2 separate regions of the Homo sapiens genome follow, and region 2 is linked to region 1. Evidence: read pairs that join two places in POLR2A ChIA-PET (ENCODE). Cell type or tissue: HepG2. All regions are shown on one strand. Each heading gives the region's core, and the rest is flanking DNA. Links, peaks and the distances in the headings are about the cores only. Region 1 overlaps CHD2 (chromodomain helicase DNA binding protein 2). Region 2 has its middle 41 kb from the start of FAM174B.

Evidence for each region. Peaks named below come from ENCODE experiments on the same cell type or tissue, not always from the same donor. Only the 100,000 strongest peaks of a DNase experiment are listed, where the experiment ranks them.
Region 2: POLR2A ChIA-PET joins it to region 1 with 8 read pairs; 2 of 35 experiments call an interaction of 5 or more read pairs at or near these places.

The regions. Positions count from the first base shown.
Region 1 is chr15:92,930,680-92,936,061 of GRCh38, forward strand. All of the region lies in intron 5 of CHD2 (chromodomain helicase DNA binding protein 2), which reads left to right. Among named protein-coding and RNA genes, the nearest start is that of MIR3175, 29 kb to the left of the region's middle. In HepG2, for the core only: no CTCF peak of the experiment used is centred there; a DNase peak (open chromatin) is centred at 2,432.
Region 2 is chr15:92,694,453-92,699,834 of GRCh38, forward strand. No RefSeq gene overlaps it. Among named protein-coding and RNA genes, the nearest start is that of FAM174B, 41 kb to the left of the region's middle. In HepG2, for the core only: no CTCF peak of the experiment used is centred there; no DNase peak of the experiment used is centred there.

The sequences.
Region 1 (5,382 bases), core at 183-5,182:
CCTCGGTCTCCTAGGATTACAGGTGTGAGCCACTGTGCCCCGCCACTTATCAGTCTTAAGAATTCCCCAAAGTTGGCAACCTTCAGTAGCATATATGGACCTTTCTTTTCCTGAGTAGAACCTCTTAGTTCCTTGCAGAGTGGGATCTGTCTTCTTTTTCATATTGCTTCCCTACCCTAGGGCTGTTCATAGGAACTGCCTTGGGCTGAGATAGTTCCCCTCATGTTCCTGTGTTTGGGCACTGGGCTAGCCTTCGTTTCTGCTATTCTCTGGCCAGCTGGTGAGTATTGTGGATTTACAGAGAGCTCTTCTCCTGAGTCACCAGTTGAGATTCCTGAAAGATTAATTAGGGGAGGTCTTGTAGCTGCTGACACTCAAGTTGCAAGGCACTTTAGGAGCCTTCTGTGATCCAAGCTGAGCAAGTGTAACATAACCTAATGTGTGGTCACATGCATTTCAGAATTCAGACTCACTCAGAGAGTGAAAGGTTTGAAATATTGGCACAAAGAAATGCTTTTCTGAAACCCTGCAGATTTTATTCACACATTTTAGAGTTTTTAAAAAGGGACCATTTTGTAAAATTGGTTTAAAAAAATTAATTCCAAACTTTAGGAAAGTTGCAAGAATAAAAGTGCAGTACAAAGGACACCTTATATACTTTACCCAGATTACCATTTTTCCTCCATTTGCTTTATTATTATGGGTGCTGTTTATTTAAGAGAGAGGGTCTTGCTCTGTCACCTAGGCTAGAGTGCAGTGGTGCAACCTTGGCTCTCTGCAGCCTCAATCTCCTGAGCTCAAGTGATCCTCCTACCTCAGCCTCCCAAGTAGCTGGGACGACAGGCGTGCACCACCATGCCTGATTTTGTATTTTTGTAGACATAGAGGTCTCACTACGTTGCCCTGGCTGTTCTCAAACTCCTGGCCTCAAGTTATCCTCTCACCTTGCTCTCCAAAAGTGTTGGGATTAGCATACGTGAGCCACTGCACCCAGCCTGTGTATATTTATATATATACAAACATAATGTTTTTTATGAACTATTTGAGACTAAAATTCATAAAATTTTACCTTTTATCCCTTTACCTTAAATATGTAAGGTGTATTTCTTAAAAATAAGGATTTTCTCTTTTATAAGCACAGTACAGTACAGATTCAACTTAGATTTAAAACATTGCTGACGTACTTTTTTTTTTTTTTTTTTGAGACGCAGTCTGGCTTTGTCGCCAGGCTGGGGTACAGTGGCGCAATCTCGGCTCACTGCAGCCTCCGCCTCCGGGGTTCAAGCAATTCTCCTGCCTTAGCCTCCCGAGTAGCTGGGACTACAGGCGTGCGCCACCACGTCCAGCTAATTTTTTCTATTTTTAATAGAGACGGGGTTTCACCATGTTGGCCAGGATGGTCTCAGTCTCTTGACCTCGTTATCAGCCTGTCTTGGCCTCCCAGAGTGCTGGGATTGCAGGCTTGAGCCACCGCACCTGGCTGCTGATGTACTTTTGTCTGATTCATATTTCAGTTTTGTCAATTAACCCAATAAAGTCTTTCATAATATTTTTCCATCTCTACTACAGGATCTAGTTTAGGGTCAGTTACATACAATTAGTTGCACATCTTTTTTTTTTTTTTTAATTGTACTTTAAGTTCTAGGGTGTATGTGCACAATGTGCAGGTTTGTTACATATGTATACATGTGTCATGTTGGTGTGCTGCACCCGTTAACTCGTCATTTACATTAGGTATATCTCCTAATGCTGACCCTTCCCCCTCCCCCCCACCCCATGACAGGCCACAGTGTGTGATGTTCCCCACCCTGTGTCCAAGTGTTCTCATTGTTCAATTCCCACCTATGAGTGAGAACGTGCGGTGTTTGGTTTTCTGTCCTTGCGATAGTTTGCTCAGAATGATGGTTTCTAGCTTCATCCATGTCCTTACAAAGGACATGTCTGATTTCTTTAATTGGGAGCACTTTCACAGCCTTCTTTTGCTTTTAGGACATTGATGTTTTTGAAGAATGCAGTCTTGCAAGGGACTGTGTTCTTTGCAGAATTACGAAGAGACCAATTACCCCGTCACGATTTGTATTAGGTTTTTATTTTTTGGGATGGACTCTCGCTCTGTCGCCCAGGCTGGAGTACGATGGCGCAATCTCAGCTCACTGTGACTCAAGTGATTCTCCTGCCTCATCCTCCTGAGTAGCTGGGATTACAGGCATGCGCCACTGTGCCCAGCTGATTTTTGTATTTTTAATAGACATGGGGTTTCACCATGTTGCCCAGGCTGGTCTTGAACTCCTGACCTCAGGTGATCCACCCGCCTCAGCCTCCCTAAGTGCTGGGCTTATAAGATGAGCCACCGCGCCCGGCCCCTTTTTTTTTTTTTTTTTAAGTTAAAGAGACAGGGTCTTCCTCTATTGGTGCACATGTGTGGCCATAGCTCACTGCAACCTTGAACTCCTGAGCTCAAGTGATCCTCTTGCTTCAGTCTCCCCAGTAGCTGGGACTGTAGGCACGTACAACCACATCCAGCTGTATTCATACTTTTAAAGCTTAGAAGAAGTTATACAGCACAATGGACCTGCACAATATTTAAAATATTTTTAAATTAGTTAGCATCATTTAATTGAGAGTGCATAACAATCTGTGTTTTTAGCTTCTTTTGAGAAAATTTGGTAATGCTGGCTTATGTAACAGTGATGGACCAGGAGTTCTCCATTTTGCCTTGTTTGCAGTTCTCATCTGGCCCCTGTGAGTATTTGAGATTGTAATCTCTGACTTAGAGTCATACAAACAAACAAAACATTGAACTTTTTTTAACCAACTCAGATGCTGTTTTGATTAAACTCTTTTTTTCATGCATTACCTCTTAATGTTATCCAAATTGCGCAGTGTTGTATAAGATTTTTGTTGACTTCTGGTCCTGGTGGTTTTGTTTTGTTTTTGTTTTTGAGACGGCGTTTTATTCTTACCAGGTGGGAGTGCAGTGCAGTAGCACATTCACAGCTCACTGCAGCTTTGACCTCCTGGGCTCAAGTGATTCTCCCACCTTAGCCTCCTGAGTAGTTGGGACTGCAGGCGCACACCACCACACCAAGCTAATTTCTTAATTTTTTGTAAAGGCTGGGTCTCACTCTGATGCCCAGGCTGGCCTTGAACTCCTTGGTTCAAGCCATCCTCCCACCATGGCCTCCCAAAGTGTTGGGATTACAGGCATGAGCCACTGTGCCCGGCCCTTTTCCAGTGTTTTGAATTGGAGATTGTCACATACCTGTAACACAGTGGAAGGGAATCCCTATTAGCCTCAGATTTCTGTTGATCATTGGAATTTTTTTTTCAAAAGCATGCTTTCTTGGGGAAATCTACTGAAGACTGAGGAAACAAAAGTAGCTACTTCCCTCTTCCAGATGTCTTCTAAGTGGAGGAAAAAGGAGTTTTCTTTTTTACAGACAGTTAATAGCAAGCCTTACCAACTCTTGGTCAAAGTTCTGGCTCATTATATTTAAAAGTAGCTTTTGTTCATTTCCTACTTTACAGTTGATTAGATTTGATTTGTCTGTCTTAGGATTTGTGTCTAGCCAACCACCTTTTCCCAATAAAGGAAGAAAACTATACACATTTAAATTGCATTTTGACTTTTTCCATGTCTATTTACATTGCCTTGGGGCCTCTTGGCTAAATCTTGGTATTTTTCTCCCTAGTTCTCAAAATTTCGGGAAAAATTTAGTTGAATTATGTGTTTTTACAGTATCTAGGGGGGACTCTGTTAATGGCCTCTAAAGCTGGATATTGTAAGTTTCCTTTGATAGACATTTTTTGCTCACGATCTCATATCTTAAACTATTCTTTATTGTAGACTGACTTACAATGTATGGCTTAGTGGTGGAGTCTTGATAAGATTTGCATTTTATAAGAGGCCAGTAATGTAGGAGAGGACAGCAGTTTCACATGTGGGAGAGCCTTATACATCTGTAGGGTTGGGAAGTAATTTCTTTGTAACAGCTCAGTCACTTTTTTCACTTCACCCATTCTTCACAGTGACTTAGTATTGCTGGTCCTTACTATCTTTTTTCTCGTTCTTGAAAATGAAAAGAAAACGTGAAAGAATCCAACCAATTTCAAATATACATACACACACACTTAGGCCTTTTAAACCTTGAGTTTTTCAAATACTCCCAGGACGTGTAAGCCTGGCTTTAATGTTTCCTGATTCTTTGGTCCTCAGTGAGTTATGATTGAAAGTAGCAGGGCTGAGGGTTGGTGATATGGCCAAGCAACTCATTTCCTCACTGCACTTCAGTTTCCTTCTCTGGGAGGAGAACTTTGGACTAGTTGATTTGCTAAGTTTTTTTTTTCTTTCTTTCTTTCTTTTTTTTTTTTTTGAGAACAGAGTCTCGCTTTGTCACCTAGGCTGGAGTGCAGTGGCCCGATCTCGGCCCACTGTAAGCTCCACCTCCCGGGTTCACGCCATTCTCCTGCCTCAGCCTCCAGAGTAGCTGGGACTACGGGCGCCCGCCACCACGCCTGGCTAATTGTTTTGTATTTTTAGTAGATACGGGGTTTCACCACGTTAGCCAGGATGGTCTCAATCTACTGACCTCGTGATCCGCCCGCCTCGGCCTCCCAAAGTGCTGGGATTACAGGCGTGAGCCACCGCGCCCGACCTTTTTTGCATTCTTATATTGGGAGATTCTAAGTCCTCCTGGTTGTTCATAAGTCTGTAAATCTGTAATCTAACTGGAAAACTCTAGCCTCAACACATCCATTCTCTGTGTTTGCTGTCTGCTATACTTATAGAAGTGGACCTCATTGGTGGCCCTGGTTTAGGTTCTCAATTCCTGGGGGAGATATGGTAATTAGAATTTATTGGTGAATCTTTCTTATCTGAAGGACTAGCTGTTCATATTCCTTCAAGCATGCTTCTACTTCTCTCCAGTTTGACTGTGTAAGCCCCCTCTGAGGGGTAAACTGTTGTGGACTTGGTCTGAGGGAGACTGCAGACTCATGCTGGTCTCCCACTTACTGTAAACATCTTCCTTTCTTCCTTCCTGGTGATCACCTTATATTCCTTGGATTCTTAGCAAACATTTATTGTACTATGCTCCGGGGAAGCAGAATTAGACCAGTGTCCAGAGTGTATATACGAAGGTCTTTGTTTTAAAGAGACTGAAGGATATTAGGCAATACTAACAGGCCTTTCTGTCTTACCAGAAGCACCCCTACCCGTCTGACTGATAGACTAATTGCGCATTCTTTCATTGATTTTTTTTTTTTTAACCTAACAAAGAAACATCTCCATTTGCCTGACTTTGGCTAAACTCTGGTACAAAGACGAACAAAAAGTCTTGGTGTACAAGGACCCATCTACTGGGGAAATGCATATGGAAACAC
Region 2 (5,382 bases), core at 80-5,079, 240 kb before region 1:
TTTTTTTTTGAGGCGCAGTTTCACTCTTGCTGCCCAGGCTGGAGTGCAATGGCACGATCTCACTCACCACAACCTCCGCCTCCTGGGTTCAAGTAATTCTCCTGCCTCAGCCTCCCTAGTAGCTGGAATTGCAGGCATGCACCACCATGACCGGCTAATTTTTTGTTTTTAGTAGAGACGGGGTTTCTCCATGTTGGTCAGGCTGGTCTCAAACTCCCAACATCAGGTGATCTGCCCACCTCAGCCTCCCAAAGTGCTGGGATTACAGGTGTGAGCTACCGTGCCCAGCCACATATATGTATGTTTTATATATAATTTATGTTAATATTTTATATACATATTTACATTGCATATATACATTTGTTTATATCTATACATTATACTTTATATGTTTATTATTTGCATATTTTTACTTGTATTTTTCTGTATGTTTTTATGTGTATAGAAATATATAGTTTTTTTTTTTTTAAATGAATCCAGGCTTAATAAGTCATATCACATGAGAAGGAATCAAGTTTCCTGGGAACCACAGGGTTTGGACTACGGGAGGTCAGTGCTGGAGGGAGAAAAGTTTCCAAGAGAACCAAAGGCAAAAGTTGAGGCCACTAGGAAATGCTCCTTCTCTTTCTCTCTCTCCGTCTCACCTGCCTGTGCCTGTCTGCCCACCCCTAGCCTGACATCTTCATAGGTCCCGAGTCATTTTACATCTCTTCCTCTACTGTTACTTATCTTTTACTTCTTCATGTAATCAACCTTCATTTCACCAGTTATCGACTTCATTATCACTGGTTTTTTAGATTATCAGTTGAAAAAGTTTTATGTAAAATGATTTGTAAATCATATTTTCCGTTGTCATTTCAGAGATATGGTCCAACAGGGGAAAAAAATTGACATATGTAGTAAAAATCACAGACAAAACCTACATCTTTAAGAGAATATTCTCTCTTCGACTGAGTATGATTTATGTGTATGTGATTATCCCACTGGACATCTTCAAGAAAAGTTAGCCAAATAGGCAATCAATTAGAAAGGGCACTCCATGTTAAAAGTATATTTATTATTTATAAACCATCTTTCTTGATCGATTGCCTTCCATTTATTGGTTTTTCTCAATGATGCAATGTAAACTGATGACTTAAGCATTCATACTCATAACCATGTGTCCAGATATTCAATGGAAACTGCCTGTAAGCCAGCTAGGCTTCAGCTACTGGGAACAGATCCTCTCTACCCTCCCCTCCTCCATGGTATGGGTCATTGGTCCTGCCTTGCCCTACATAACTCCACTCCTTAATGACTCCCCAGGTTATGAAGCAGCCTTTTTCAGGACTGACGCTGTCCCGCTTCTCAGCCCTAGGAGAAGCTCCTAGAACTATATCTGCTCTTGCCCTCTTCCAGCACCAAGCTTCTGCCCAGCACAGGCTTGTCCACATTTTCCTTGACCCCTGGCAGCAGCTATCTGATCTGTGTGTTTATTTGTCAAATGCTCAGAGCAAAGGATAAAAATATTACTCTTTCTTTAAAATCACATGCTACCATTATGCTAATAGCTGCTTATGATCTTTTTGGTTCTAGCTTTTCTAGGCAGAGATATCCAGTGGGTTTTGAGGGAAAAGGGGTTCTTTTTTTTCAAGCCCAATATTGTAAGCACTTTGGCGATCCTATCACATCTTTGAGGCACATTTCTGCCTTGGATTAGCAGGTATGGAAGAACACCACTTTCCAACAATCTGTCACCGAAATCGAGTCTTCCTAAAACTCAGGTGGAAGCAACTGATAAGGCTCACAGCATCCAAAATTCAAGCCTAAAGGTATTTGAATCCGTTCCAGACCAAGAAACAGCCAAAGCCTGGGAAACAAAACTAGCAGCACAACCACATGAAAAGTTTTACTAAGTGATACTTATCTTTATGTGCAATGTGCTTTGATATTATCCAGTCTGTTCTATTTTATTTGTAAAAACCGGTTGCACTCATTAAATTGATTTCACTATTGGGCTGCATCCCATAGTTTTGAAAGCACTGCTTTTACCCATCCTAGCTGAAGAATTAAAGCTAGTTAATGTCCTCAATAACAGGTTGAGAGTCAAGTAGGAAAAACACTGGAGACCTGGGGCCAAATCCCTGCTCTTCTACTGCCTTGCTAAGCAAGGGAGGATGCATCGCTGTGCCTCACTTTCCGACTTAAATTGAAGTTGCCTGCTCTAACTCACAGGTCTATTAGAAGGATCTAATGAGATGAAAGACAGGTCTATCAGAGAGATCTAATGAGGTGAAAGATGGAGAGCACTTTGAAAATTTTCAAGCATCATTCAACTGTAAAGGGGTGGGGTCAGTCATCGAGAAGAAAGAAGGGCAGAATAATCTGTATTTACACGCTGCTTCTCTACAACTCAGCTGGGTTGCTTCTAGATGAGGCAGAGCCAAGGTGGGAGCTGAAAACAGCTGGGGTCATCACTCTGACTAGTCCTAGTGATTGAAACCAACAAGAGGAAGAAAACAAAGGGATACTGACAAAGAGAAGGAATGTGTAGCACATCCTGAAATAAGCATCATCTTATTGGCCAGCAATTTACCACTGAGCCACCAGCAACGAGGAACCAATGGCTCAATGTCCTACACTCTAAGATATACCACAGACTCACTCAATACTATTACATATAAAAATATATATCATAGGCCCATGCAGTGGCTCACGCCTGTAATCCCAGCACTTTGGGAGGCTGAGGTGGGTGGATCATGAGGTCAGGAGATTGAGACCATCCTGGCTAACACGGTGAAACCCCATCTCTACTAAAAATACAAAATAATTAGCCGGGCATGGTGGTGGGCAACTGTAGTCCCAGCTACTTGGGAGGCTGAGGCAGGAGAATGGCGTGAACCCGGGAGGTGGAGCTTGCAGTGAGCTGAGATAGTGCCACTGCACTCCAGCCTGGGTGACAGAGCGAGACTCTGTGTCCAAAAAAAAAAAAAAAAAAAAAAAAAAAAAGCAAAGGTAAGGCTTGTTATGTAAATTTAAGACAATGATAAGAGTGTCTGGTGTACAGACACCCTTACAAATGGAGATTTCCTTTATAGATCTAAATTTCTCTTATAAAAGGGTTTCAGGATAGCCAGCTAAATGTCAGAAAGGTATATTAATATCTTGGAGATCTATTTAGTTCAATACGCTGTCTTTTTTTTTTTTTTTTTTTTTTTTTGAGACAGAGTCTTGCTCTGTCACCAGGCTGGAGTGCAGTGTCACAATCTCGGCTCACTACAACCTCCACCTCCAGGGATCAAGCAATTCCCTTGCCTCAGCCTCCCAAGTAGCTGAGACTACAGGCACGTACCACCACGCCCAGCTAATTTTTTGCCTTTTAGTAAAAAGGGGGTTTCACCATGTTGGCCAGGATGGTCTCAATCTCCTGGCCTCGTGATCTGCCTGCCTTGGCCTCCCAAAGTGTTGGGATTACAGGATGAGCCACCACACCCAGCCAATAGGCTGTCTTTTCAACTTAACCATTATTTCTTAACTCAATTTACTGAGCTCAGAGTAGAACTCATTAAGAATAAGGCAAAGAAAATATTCTCTGTGCCTGGTTTCAGCATGTACAGATCTGAAAAAGAAGCAAGCCTACTTTCTCTGAGGGCCTACCTTTCATAAACCCTTTATCCTGGAGACCTTTCTTTTCACACTTGAAAAGAAAGGGGTGGGATAGTAACTAAGCCAAAAGGTTAACAGATTCAATTTTTCTCATCTATTAGGCACTTAAGCTTTTTATTTGCCTTGTCTTTTTAAGGGTCTGACATGGTGGCTCACACCTGTAATTTCAGCACTTTGGGAGGCTGAGGCAGGAAAATCACTTGAGTCCAGGAGTTCAAGACCAGCCTGGGTAACAAAGCGACATCCCCATCTCTACAAAAAAATAACCTTTTAAATAAATTTTTTAAAAGGTTATTTTAAAAGAGGGAGTAAAAACATTGAAATCTTTATAGAAGTTTCTGCACAACCATAGGCATCCCTGGATGAGACTAATTCAGGAGCCCTCATTTTTAAATGCACTTCTCAAAGTGCAGTATTGTTCATTTGGAACATTTCACTGTAATTCTATTTACCTTTAGTAAGATTTTGCCATTTCTGTAAGTATTTGTTGCTTCCAAGGCCTAATACTTCTATATGTATGGGTAGGCATAGCCAGAAAGTAGAATACTCAATTCTTCAGAAAGTAAGGATCCCATTTTTACCTTGAATCTTGGCTTTGGCTCTCAGATTCCCTTGATTAACTTAGCCTGTACTTTTTTCCCTAACTAAGTGCACAAGAAAAAGAAACAAAGGGAATAGAACACAAAAATCCCGCGAATCTCCAAAAGCCAAAGTTCACACCCCCTGTAGTATTACCATTTACTGCCAATTTCTGGCTGGCTCAGTCAGACATCTGAGGTCTCTAACTGGATCCAAGCCAGTTAATTATTTCATTGAATTTGATCCTGGACCTAGTCCAGCTTGTTATGACATCCAAATCCTGCTCAGACTTAAAATTTTGCTCAAATTTAGATAGCTCTAAACATAAATCTGTGGAGCTTCAGACTCCAAGAGAGAACTTACCCATGAGCCCCAGGTGCTGCAAGAGAGCAATGGACACAATGAGTCCAGCTGGTGTCACACTTGGTCACTCAGTGCTTCTGGGGGTTACGAGAAGCTCTACTTTGGATCCCACTTCTGCCACCACCTGTTAAAAGAAAACCCATTTTCAGCTTTTCTGCTCTGGTTTCTCCCCATCTTTGTGGTTTTATCTACCTTTGGTCTGTGATGATGGGGTTTTGGTGTGGATGTCGTTTCTGTTTGTTAGTTTTCCTTCTAACAGTCAGGACCCTCAGTTGCAGGTCTGTTGGAGTTTGCTGGAGGTCCACTCCAGACCTCGTTTGCCTGGGTATCACCAGCAGAGGCTGCAGAACAGCAAATATTGCAGAATGGCAAATGTTGCTGTCTGATCGTTCCTCTGGAAGCTTCGTCTCAGAGGGGCACCTGGCCGTATGAGGTGTCAGTTGGCCCCTATTGGGAGGTGCCTCCCAGTTAGGCTACTCAGGGGTCAGGGACCCACTTGAGGAGGCGGTCTGTCCGTTCTTAGATCTCAAACTCCTTGCTGGGAGAACCACTACTCTCTTCAAAGCTGTCAGACAGGGATGTTTAAGTCTGCAGGAGTTTCTGCTGCCTTTTGTTCAGCTATGCCCTGCCCCTAGAGGTGGAGTCTACAGAGGCAGGCACCAATAACAGACAAACAGAGAGCCAAATCATGAGTGAATTCCCATTCACAATTGCTTCAAAGAGAATAAAATACCTAGGAATCCAACTTACAAGGGATGTGAAGGACCTCTTCAAGGAGAACTGCAAACCACTGCT